3 separate regions of the Homo sapiens genome follow, and all the other regions are linked to region 2. Evidence: chromatin contacts called from ENCODE Hi-C or POLR2A ChIA-PET data. All regions are on one chromosome and are shown on one strand. The core of a region is the stretch at or near the end of the contact, and the rest is flanking DNA. Distances in the headings are between cores, read along the strand shown.

Region 1 (3,047 bases), core at 19-2,518, 4.3 Mb after region 2:
CTGTTGTGCTCTCAGGCGATAGATGATTGGCTACTTCTTTACCTCCTGTTTTTCCCTAATTAGCATTTTAGTGAGCTCTCTTTACTACCTGATTGGTCGGGTGTGAGCTAAATTGCAAGCCCCGTGTTTAAAGGTGGACGTGGTCAATTTCCCAGCTAGGCTTAGGGATTCTTAGCCAGCCTAGGAAATCCAACTAGTCCTGTCTCTCAGTACCCCCTCTCAACAGGAAAACCCAAGTGCTATTGGGGAGGTTTGACCACCGCTCTAACTGCTTCCTGCTGAATTGGGGCACAGTAGGGGTTGTGCAGTTGAGATTTCCTCCGTAGGGGTGCCTTGTCTCTCAACTAATTCAGTGGTGGCTACCTCGAAGCCCTTCTGAAGCTAAGAGGGAAAGAGACCAGCTCGCAAAGTCCCCTATGTTATCTACTCCTAAGTGGAAGCTGGGAGCTGTGAAAATGCACATCTAACAACCCTTAACTTACTATACCGACTTCTAAACCACAGTAGAAAATGAAGAAAAGTTCGGCTATGGGCAATAGACTCAACCTTTTGTTCTATGTCTAACCTATAAAATAGAAAAATAATACTGTCATCCCTCATCTCCCACCATACTGAACACGCATTAGGTGCTCAATGAATACTTGTCCATTTTAGTGAAGATTAAGAGGAATGAGACGGAAACTGACACTTGAGAGGCTGGCACACGCCAGAACTGCACCACACTTTGCACTCATAGCTCATTTACTCATCAGCTTGTGGTCAGGTAGGCATTACCGTCCCCATTAGAGAAGTCAACGGAGGCTCAGCAAGGACGGCCAGGGTCCCCCAGAAAGTAGAGGAGGACTTCAGGTTTAACCAAAAGCCTGTACTCTTTACACATGTACCCCATGCCTTCTCCACCAAAGCTCCTGGCACCGTGCTTTGCAGACAGACGACGCTCAACACATTTTGAGCAGAAGCGTGGTTCAGCACCAGGAAGGACACCAACTTTTGCAGAGACGACTCTTGGGATGGAGAAAGACTTCCCAAATCTTCAGGGTGCGGTCAAGACAGGGTAGGCTAGCGCCAGGGGAGCTAGTGGCTAGGCCCCAGGGCAGCTGGGGCCGAGGCCGAGCAAACGGCCAGGGGAGAGGCTCCCAGGAGCCCGATCTGCCGCTGGGCGACGCGAAGCCTGGCGGCTAGAGTCCCGGGCAGCCCGAGCACGGCGGGAAGGCGGCAGCAACAGGATCGGCAGGGATGGCGGGGACGGGGGAGGTCCATGTGCAGGGGCGTGCCGCCGGTGACGCACTTCCGCCCTGCCTGTTCCGGCTTAAAGGGGCCCCAGACAATCCTCGCAATAACAACAAAACCGGCGCGCCAGCGGTGGCGCAACGGCTCTCGTCCCCGCCCTCCTGCTACCTGTAGTCGCCTGGGCCGCCCCCGGCCCAGCCCTGCCTTGCCGCCACCCTGCGCTGTCCAGACTGAGGGGTCAGGCGGAGAGCCGGGCCGCGCCTTCGGTCAGCTTCTCTCCCTTTCACCCGCGCCTCCTCGCGAGACCCGGGGCTGGGCCGTGCCGGTCGCCGCGCAGCAGGAAGGGAGCGGCTGCCACGGAAAACGCCTGGCCGGACGGTGTGGCTGGCGGCCCTGCCTGGGCGCGGAGGGCGGCGGTGGCGGGCCCCGCGGCCTTCTCTCAGGTACCCCAGTGCCCGCTGACCGCCCTGAGCGGCCCAGCTGCTTCCCCGATCCGCACCGCGGGGCCGTGGCGTAGGGGCCTTGTTGCGTTCCAGCTTGGGGGTCGCGGTGGGGCGGGGCAGTGACCCCGGGCCGGCCGTTGTGCCCTCATCCCTCCCACCCTTCCTTCGTATAGCTTCCTTTCTCCTCACGACGGCCTCCACAGTCCGGAGCCCGGCGGAGCCCGGACCTGGCGGGGAGAGCTGCCTCCACGGCCGGGCACCCAGACCCCACCGTCGCAGTCGCCACCACCTCAGTCCATCCTTGGTACCGGCAATGGGCTTCGTATCCTCCAGTGCACTTGTAACTGACTTGGACACGGAATACTAAGAACTCACTTCTGTCCTCATCCCAGTCGCGCCGGCGGTGACCATCTCGGCTCTTTTGGGCTTAACTGCCGCTCCTCTGGACTCTGTCTGACTTTGGGGGCACCATGGACCAAAGTGGGATGGAGATTCCTGTGACCCTCATCATTAAAGCACCGAATCAGAAATACAGTGACCAGACTATTAGCTGCTTCTTGAACTGGACCGTGGGGAAACTAAAAACGCATCTATCTAACGTTTACCCTAGCAAACCAGTAAGTGTGTAAAAGCTGGGGGCAGCTGCTCTGACCAGCAGCTTTTCGTGCCGTGTACCCTCCTTTTTCCTGCTTCTCCCCTCCAGTCTTGAATCAAATAGGTCTCTTTTGGTAGACCGCGAGGTATTTTGAGTTCTGAGGTTGTGTCTCCTGAGTGTTCGAACCATCATTAATATTTTCCTGATGAGGTTCAGTTAATTAGTAAGAGGAAGCAGAAATATCAAGGGACTTAAGAATTGGCAGGCAAAGACCGGGCGCGGTGGCTCACACCTGTAATCCCAGCACTTTGGGAGGCCAAGGCGGGCGGATCACGAGGTCAGGAGTTCGAGACCAGCCTTACCAACATGGTGAAACCCTATGTCTACTGAAAATACAAAAATTAGCTGGGCGTGGTGGCGCATGCTTGTAATCCCAGCTACTCAGGAGGCTGAGGCAGGAGAATCGCTTGAACCCGGGAGGCGGAGGTTGCAGTGAGCCAAGATCGCACCACTGCCCTCCAGCCTGAGTGGCACAGTGAGACTCTGTCTCAAAGAATTGGCAGGCATGGAAAAGGGACTACTTTCTTTGGACTTAAAGTCATCAACCTAATATGCGAGTGAGAGATATATCCTTTCTTAAAAAAAAAAAAGATAAAGCACTACAACCCGTATCAGAGCTTTTATTGCTTATTACACTAAAATTCCATTTTACTTTCAACACTTGGCCCAGAAACTTAAACAGAAATTGAAGATTTTTTTTTCTTAGAAATAAGTATGTG
Region 2 (3,232 bases), core at 495-2,994:
GTTCCCCCGGCAGCCGTCGCCGCCGTTGCCGCGCTGGCCCCCCCCAGCAGCAGCCCCTGCTCGGACTGGGAGCTCACATCCTCGTATTCCACCAGCGGGGTCACACCCCCGCCGCTACTAGCACCGCCACCGCCGTCCTGCTGCGGCTGGGGCAGCGAGAAGACCCGACGCTTCTCCGCCTCCTGCCCGGCGCGGGGCCCGCGACGCCGCTTCTGCCGCCCTCCTGCGCGCCTCTTGCCTCTCGCCAGCCGCTTGACCTCCAGAGGGGGGCCCGGGCTGAAGCAAGAGGAGGAGGCCGCGGCGGCGGCGGCTGCGGCGGCGGCCGTGCCGGGAGCAGCCAGGAAGAGCAGAGGCGGCGGGGGCGGCGGCGGTTGCAGGAGCTGCGGCTGCAGGAGCGGCAACAGCAGCGGCGGCTGCTGAGGGGACAGGAATCGCCTCCGCTTGCGGCGTTCCTCCAACTTCTTCTCCGCCCAGCTCAGGCCCCCGCCTCCCCCCAGCGCCGTGTCCGAGCTGCTCGGCATCGCCTAGAGCCAGCCGCAGAGCGCGGCGCGGGTGCGGCCTCCTCCCGGGTCAGATCCTGGCCATCTCCCCCGCCGGAAACGGGAGCGGCGGCGGAGGGACACCGAGCACCAGAGCCGGCCGGGAAAAGCGCCACGATAATCCGGGTCGGGACTCGGGTCCCTGGGTTCCAGGTCACAGTGGGGTACGCAGCAGCCTCCGGGCCCCAGGGAAGCAGGAATCCGGGCGGCGGAGCTCCCGATTGCGCTCGTCGTCCTATCCTCGGCAGCGAAAACACCAGATGCGCCGGGCGCTGACCTGCGGGGGAGTCCCGAGTCCTCCAAGTGCCCCCGGGGGTGGGGGAGCGGCCTTGGCCGCGCTCTCGGCTCGGGCAGCGCAACGCGGAAGTACCACCTTCGTCGCCGCTTCACTCCATCGCGCCCTGACGTTGGGTGCAAGTTCAGGGGAGGGGAGTGGGCGAGACAACAACACGCCTCCACCGCCTCCTCCTCGGCGTCGACGTCGTCCTCCTGTGGTGGCGGCGACACACCGCAGGCGCCTCGGAAGTGGCCTGGGCCTGACAACAACTCCCGGCCTAGGGCCTCGCGCACTCTGCGGCCCGCGGGGCTGGGCAGCGGGGCGGGGCGAGGCGGGGGCGACCGGGCTGCGGCTCTCGGTTGGGGCAGCGACTGTGCGGGGCTGGGCGGGGGGCTATTTCCGGGGAGATGGGGGCAGGGGCGTTTCTGAGTCTGTGGCGGTAGGTACGGGCCCTGACTTTCTTCTTCTTTCGCCGCCGCCGCCGCCGCCAGCAGAGGTGGCGGAGCTACCCCTTTCCTCCGCTCCCCCCCTCCACGAGGAGGCTCCTGGTGTGCGCGGCCTGCCCCGGCTCGCTCCTCCCCTTCCCTCTCCGCTCCTCGTCAGGAGGAGGGAGAGCAACGGGACTTGCTGGTTGGGCCCTAACCTCCACAACCCCTCCTTCTCGCCTCGCTCTTTCGGCTTTTCCCCTCAGCCCTGACGTACGACCGGGAGCGCGCCCGCAATTCACGCTCAGAGAAAGCCGAAGATGAGAGGTGGCCGGGGCAAGAGAGGCGGGAACAAAGTTACCGCGCACTGGCGTGCTCGCTCCCGCCAGGGGCCGGCAGGCCGCACCGGAAGTGGCATGATGTAGAAACCGCTCGGCTTCCGGCGAGGGTGGGACTCCGTGTGAAGAAGGGTTAAAGAAAGGAGAGGATTCGTGTGCCGCCCACTGCTGTTGCTTGAGACTCTGCCCGTGGTGGCGCGCCTGTCGTGCTTGTTGCTTGCGTCCAGCGCGCAGTGCCGGTTCCGGCTCTGCAGACGCCGCACTGCCTGCCTGTTGAGCGAAAGGTCACAGTGAGAACAAGTGTTTCTGGAGACTGCGAGGGAAATAATGCTGTTGGTGGCCTTCTGGAGTAGGCAGTTACCCCCCGTGTACCTTCAGTCAAGCCCTGGGAGTGGAACAGCTGCGAAAGGAGAGAAAACACCCCGCAAAACAGGGTGGAGATGGCGTTGGTTTAACTTGTCTCACGTACGCCAAAGTTCGAGGCCCCATTTTTTTTTTTTTTTTTTTTGAGACTGAGTTTCGCTCTCGTTGCCCAGGCTGGAGTGCAATGGTGCGATCTCGGCTCACCGCAACTTCCGCGAGGCCCCTTCTTATCCTAAAAAACACACTTGGGAATCACAGCTCAAGCTTCGGTAACACTATTTACTTTAAAATAAAAATTTTTAAAGCTTTAAATCAATACAGGAAATAAGTGGAATGTTAAAAGGAACTACTGAAAATTCCAAATTCTCAGGAGGCTTGAAATAAAAACATCTTGTGCGAATGAGGACTGCCCTCTTAGTACTTCACCCACTTTCACCTTCATATCTAAACCTTTGGGGTTGCCAAACATAGCCATATAGTGACCTCACATCTCATTTCTTGCCTTAGAATTGCCCTTCAGTTACAGACTAAGCACTCGGGATAATTAGATTAAAATGTAAATGGCTTATTGGCTTTTAGAATGGTTGGAAACGCAAGCTAACCCTGTGCAGTGGCACACGCCTGTAGTCCCAGCTACTCCGGAGGCTGAGGCAGGAGGATCTCTGGAGCTCAAGAGTTCGAGGCTGGAGTGAGCCATGACCGTGCCACAGCACCCCAGCCTGGCCAATCAGCAGGGCGAGGCCCTGCCTCTAATAAAAGAAAAAGCTAAGCCGTCTGTTCAATGACTAAATGTAGTAACCCCTTTGAAAATTCATTTGTTCAGATCATCAGTTGGTTTAGTTCTTAAACACTTGGTATCTATCCATCGTTAATACCTTAGTGTAAATTATTTTAATCAGTTTGACATCACAGTATCACAGACTGGCCTGATTTAAGCTAAGATCAGACTTCACTGACCGAGTACAAAGGATGTTGGTTTGCTGAAGGATAAAGGAGGAGGCAAAGGAATAGGTAATCTTAAAGTCAGAGCATTTCCCAGGAGGGCAGGCCTGGGTGGGCAACACCATGGGATGGGCATTGGGAAACTGAATAGAAAAATAGGGGGCAGGGTTCCTAAAACAAATTTCTGGTTGACAGTATTGTTGAGTGAAGGTCCTGTAGCCAGCCTCCTACCAAAGACTGTTTAGCAAGTGGCTTTTTCAGAAACATGTAGGATCAACTTGTTCCATCGTCCTACGTTAGATAGACTGGAATAACAGAACAAAGAGAGCAAATAAGAGGTTTAGCTTG
Region 3 (2,982 bases), core at 202-2,701, 3.7 Mb before region 2:
GATGGGGAGCCATTGAAGAATGGGATACAATCAGTTTTCTGTATTAGAAGGATTCTAGACTAGAGAGGAATGAGGCCAAAGGCAGAGCAGTCTTGATAACCCCTTGGTTGAAAGAGATACTTAGGGGCCAAATTAGGGCATTTGGAGGATAAAGACAAGGTGGAAAATATCCAAAGATATTTAGGAAACAGATTGTATGGGTTTGAGGGGGCCTGATTAGATTGGGGGTAATTTAGGTGAGGAGCATAGGCCCTGGAGTCAGGCAGACCTGGGCTCAAATCCTGACTCTGTCACTTCTTAAAGGAGTGGCTCTCACAATTAACCCAAATCTCAGCTTCTTCACTTACAAAATAGGGAGAGTAATTCCTGCTTTATAAGACCCTTAAGAAGATTTGATAAGATACATGCAAAGCTCTTTCTTGCATGTGAGTAAACATATGGAAGCCACTTTTGTTTTTATGAGGATGACTCCCAGGTATCTGATTTAGGCACCTGGGTTGGTTCCGTTCACCAAGTAGGGAATGCAGGAAGGGGAGACCTGGTGTGGAGTGGAGGAGGGTCAGGGCAGGAGCTCACATGGGGACTTGTGGAAGTATTTACTAGGAATTTCAAGTGCAGAAGGGACACCTGGCCTGGAGATAGAGATGTGGGGATTATTTTAGTAGACCTAGATTCATGCCCTTGAATGAGATGTTCTTGGGGTCGGGGAGTAGGAAAGGGTATATAGAGTGTATCAATTTGCTAGGTCCGTCATTAACAAAATAGCACAGACTGGGTGGTTTAAATGACAGGAATATATTTTCTCACAGGTCTGGAGGTAGAAGTTGAAGATGAAGGTGTTGTCAGGGTTGGTTTCCTCTGAGGCCTTTTGCCTTGGCTTGTAGATGCCACCCTCTCCTTTTGTCTTAACACAGTCTTTTCTCTGTATGTGTGTATGTCTGAGTCCAGATTTCTTATCGGATTAAGATGCACCCTGAAAATCTCATATTAATTTAATTACCTCTTTAAAGACCTTTTTTCCAGATACTGTGATGTTCTGAGGACCTGGGAATTAGGGCTTCAACATATGAATTTTGGGAGGACACAATTCAGCCCCTAATATAGAATGGGGGGCTATGTAAAACAGGCAGGGGAGTGGAGAGGACTCTCCAGAGAAATAGAAAGCAAACACCTGAGTCTGTGAGAATAAAGGGAGGACTCTAGGGAGGGAAGAGTCAATAGCAAACCTCCCAGATTCCTTTTGTAGTCACTGATACCAAATTGTTTTATTTTTATAAATGTTTTTTTCTAAAATGGAGGCTCTTAATAGGAATGCTGAAGTAAATGTTTAATAGGGTTTGCCCTACTCATATTCATTTGCAAAATGGTTATGAATCAGAGTCCATTCCATGAAGTTTTTATGCCAGAAAGTACTGAATACCTTCTTGCTGTGGTTTAAAATCTACAAGAGAATGGCCTTGAAATGTATTTGTTCAAGCAGATGTCATGACTAATGATTTAGAAATCATGGTTTTCTATTTAAAACTTTCCATCAAGACTCTTTATCATTACTAAGTTCCAACTGCATGGTAGTTTTCAATGCTCAAGTTTTTTGTAAGGAGGTTTAAGGATAATATTGATAAATTCAGAAATCACTCTGCTATGCGCCTTGTCCTTCACCCTTTCCCCAATTTCTGTTAATAATTTGTCAACAAGTCCTGTTAATTCTGCTTCATATCTCAAGTGGATTTACTTCTTTGCAGGTCTGCTGCTACCAGCTAGTCCAAGCCACCACCAGCTCTGCCATGGAGCCTTTTAATTGGACTCCCTGCTTCCATTCTTGTCCTTTCTAGAGAAATCTTTAACAAAAAGCAAGTCATACTGTGTCATTTCCTGATTGAAACCTTCAGCATCTTCTCTTACACTTTGAGTAAAATCCAGACTCCCTACCATACCTACAAAACCTGCATGATGAAGACCCTGCCCTCTTGCCTGGCCTCCTCTTCCACACCTCATTCACGAGCCTGCCTTCTGCTTCTTGAAGATACCGAGCCTGTGGCTGCCTCAGGGCCTTGGCGTGTTTGGCGTGCCCTTCCCCTGGTTTTCAAATGATCCCTCCAGTCTCACATGTCACCTTGGCAGAGGTGCCGTTCTTCACTGCCACATTAAAATTGCGCTTCCCCCTTTCATATTCTAGTATGTCATGATATTTATTTGTTTGCTTATTTTTGAGAGAGTCTTCACATGGCATTTCCCACTTGAATATTTCAAGGTTTTGATAGTGAACACTGGCGAGAGGTAGGAGTGAAATTAGAGTAGATTTTAGAGGGAGAACAACCCTTACTATGTTATTTGGTCTTAAGAAAGTACAGTTTAGAAAACAATTCGATTTCATTCATTATTTGGGTTTTATAATTCATTATGAATATTAGCATATGTTTTATCAGGTGTTTATGTTATATCTTAGTTTCGAGAGGTTTGATTTGTTCTCAGATGACATTTTATCACATCTTTGAGCTAATTTCTTTTCAGTGGTAAATTTTTTTTTTTTGAGACAGTCTCGCTGTGTCGCCCAGGCTGGAGTGCAGTGGCGCAATCTCGGCTCACTGCAGGCTCTGCCTCTCAAGTTCACGCCATTCTCCTGCCTCCGCCTCCCGGTGCCCGCCACCATGCTGGGCTAATTTTTTGTATTTTTAGTAGAGACGAGGTTTCACTGTGTTAGCCAGGATGGTCTCGATCTCCTGACCCCGTGATCCACCCGCCTCGGCCTCCCAAAGTGCTGGGATTACAAGCGTGAGCCACAGCGCCGGGCCTTCAGCAGTAACTTTTTTAAAAAAAATAAATAAAATAGACTTAATTTTTTTATTTTAATTTTTATTTTTTGACACAGAGTCATACTCTGTCTCTCAGGCTGAAGTACAGTGGCAGGATCTTGGCTCACTGCAACCTCCGCCTCTCGTTGTTTTAATTTGCAATTTCCTAATAAACATATAATGTTGAGCA

The links. A loop is a pair of places that touch in the nucleus more often than their neighbours do. ChIA-PET counts read pairs that join two places held with the same protein, here RNA polymerase II (POLR2A). Pooled maps may share reads with other maps.
Region 1: a pooled map shows a loop between it and region 2 (10-fold over the local background). The contact joins the promoter of HERPUD2-AS1 here to the promoter of CDK13-DT in region 2. A Hi-C loop is called at or near these places in 10 of 50 pooled maps. POLR2A ChIA-PET finds 5 or more read pairs at or near these places in 2 of 52 experiments (CD4-positive, alpha-beta T cell and activated T-cell).
Region 3: a loop to region 2 is called in a map with no recorded cell type, with 6 times the contacts of the local background. The contact joins the enhancer-like site here to the promoter of CDK13-DT in region 2. A Hi-C loop is called at or near these places in 1 of 37 single-sample maps with no recorded cell type and 3 of 50 pooled maps. POLR2A ChIA-PET finds 5 or more read pairs at or near these places in 1 of 52 experiments (activated B cell).

What each region holds. Positions count from the first base shown.
Region 1 is chr7:35,693,427-35,696,473 of GRCh38, reverse strand. HERPUD2-AS1 (HERPUD2 antisense RNA 1) reads right to left here and starts at 1,268. Exons shown (of 1, transcript NR_136255.1): 1 at 1-1,268. It overlaps HERPUD2 (HERPUD family member 2), which reads left to right and starts at 1,339. Exons shown (of 9, transcript NM_022373.5): 1 at 1,339-1,673; 2 at 1,847-2,290. The coding sequence starts at 2,144. RefSeq lists a silencer at 1,461-1,870 and an enhancer at 1,313-2,200.
Region 2 is chr7:39,947,931-39,951,162 of GRCh38, reverse strand. CDK13-DT (CDK13 divergent transcript) reads left to right here and starts at 1,744. Exons shown (of 1, transcript NR_158201.1): 1 at 1,744-3,232. CDK13 (cyclin dependent kinase 13) reads right to left here and starts at 907. Exons shown (of 14, transcript NM_003718.5): 1 at 1-907. The coding sequence starts at 521. RefSeq lists silencers at 40-329, 1,120-1,349 and enhancers at 840-1,119, 620-1,538, 1,590-1,839, 1,910-2,039, 2,300-2,349 and 2 more.
Region 3 is chr7:43,657,905-43,660,886 of GRCh38, reverse strand. All of the region lies in intron 1 of COA1 (cytochrome c oxidase assembly factor 1), which reads left to right. Among named protein-coding and RNA genes, the nearest start is that of COA1, 70 kb to the left of the region's middle. Within about 2 kb of position 1,451, at least 6 of the 41 ENCODE cell types and tissues checked have a DNase peak (open chromatin) inside an H3K27ac peak, as active enhancers do.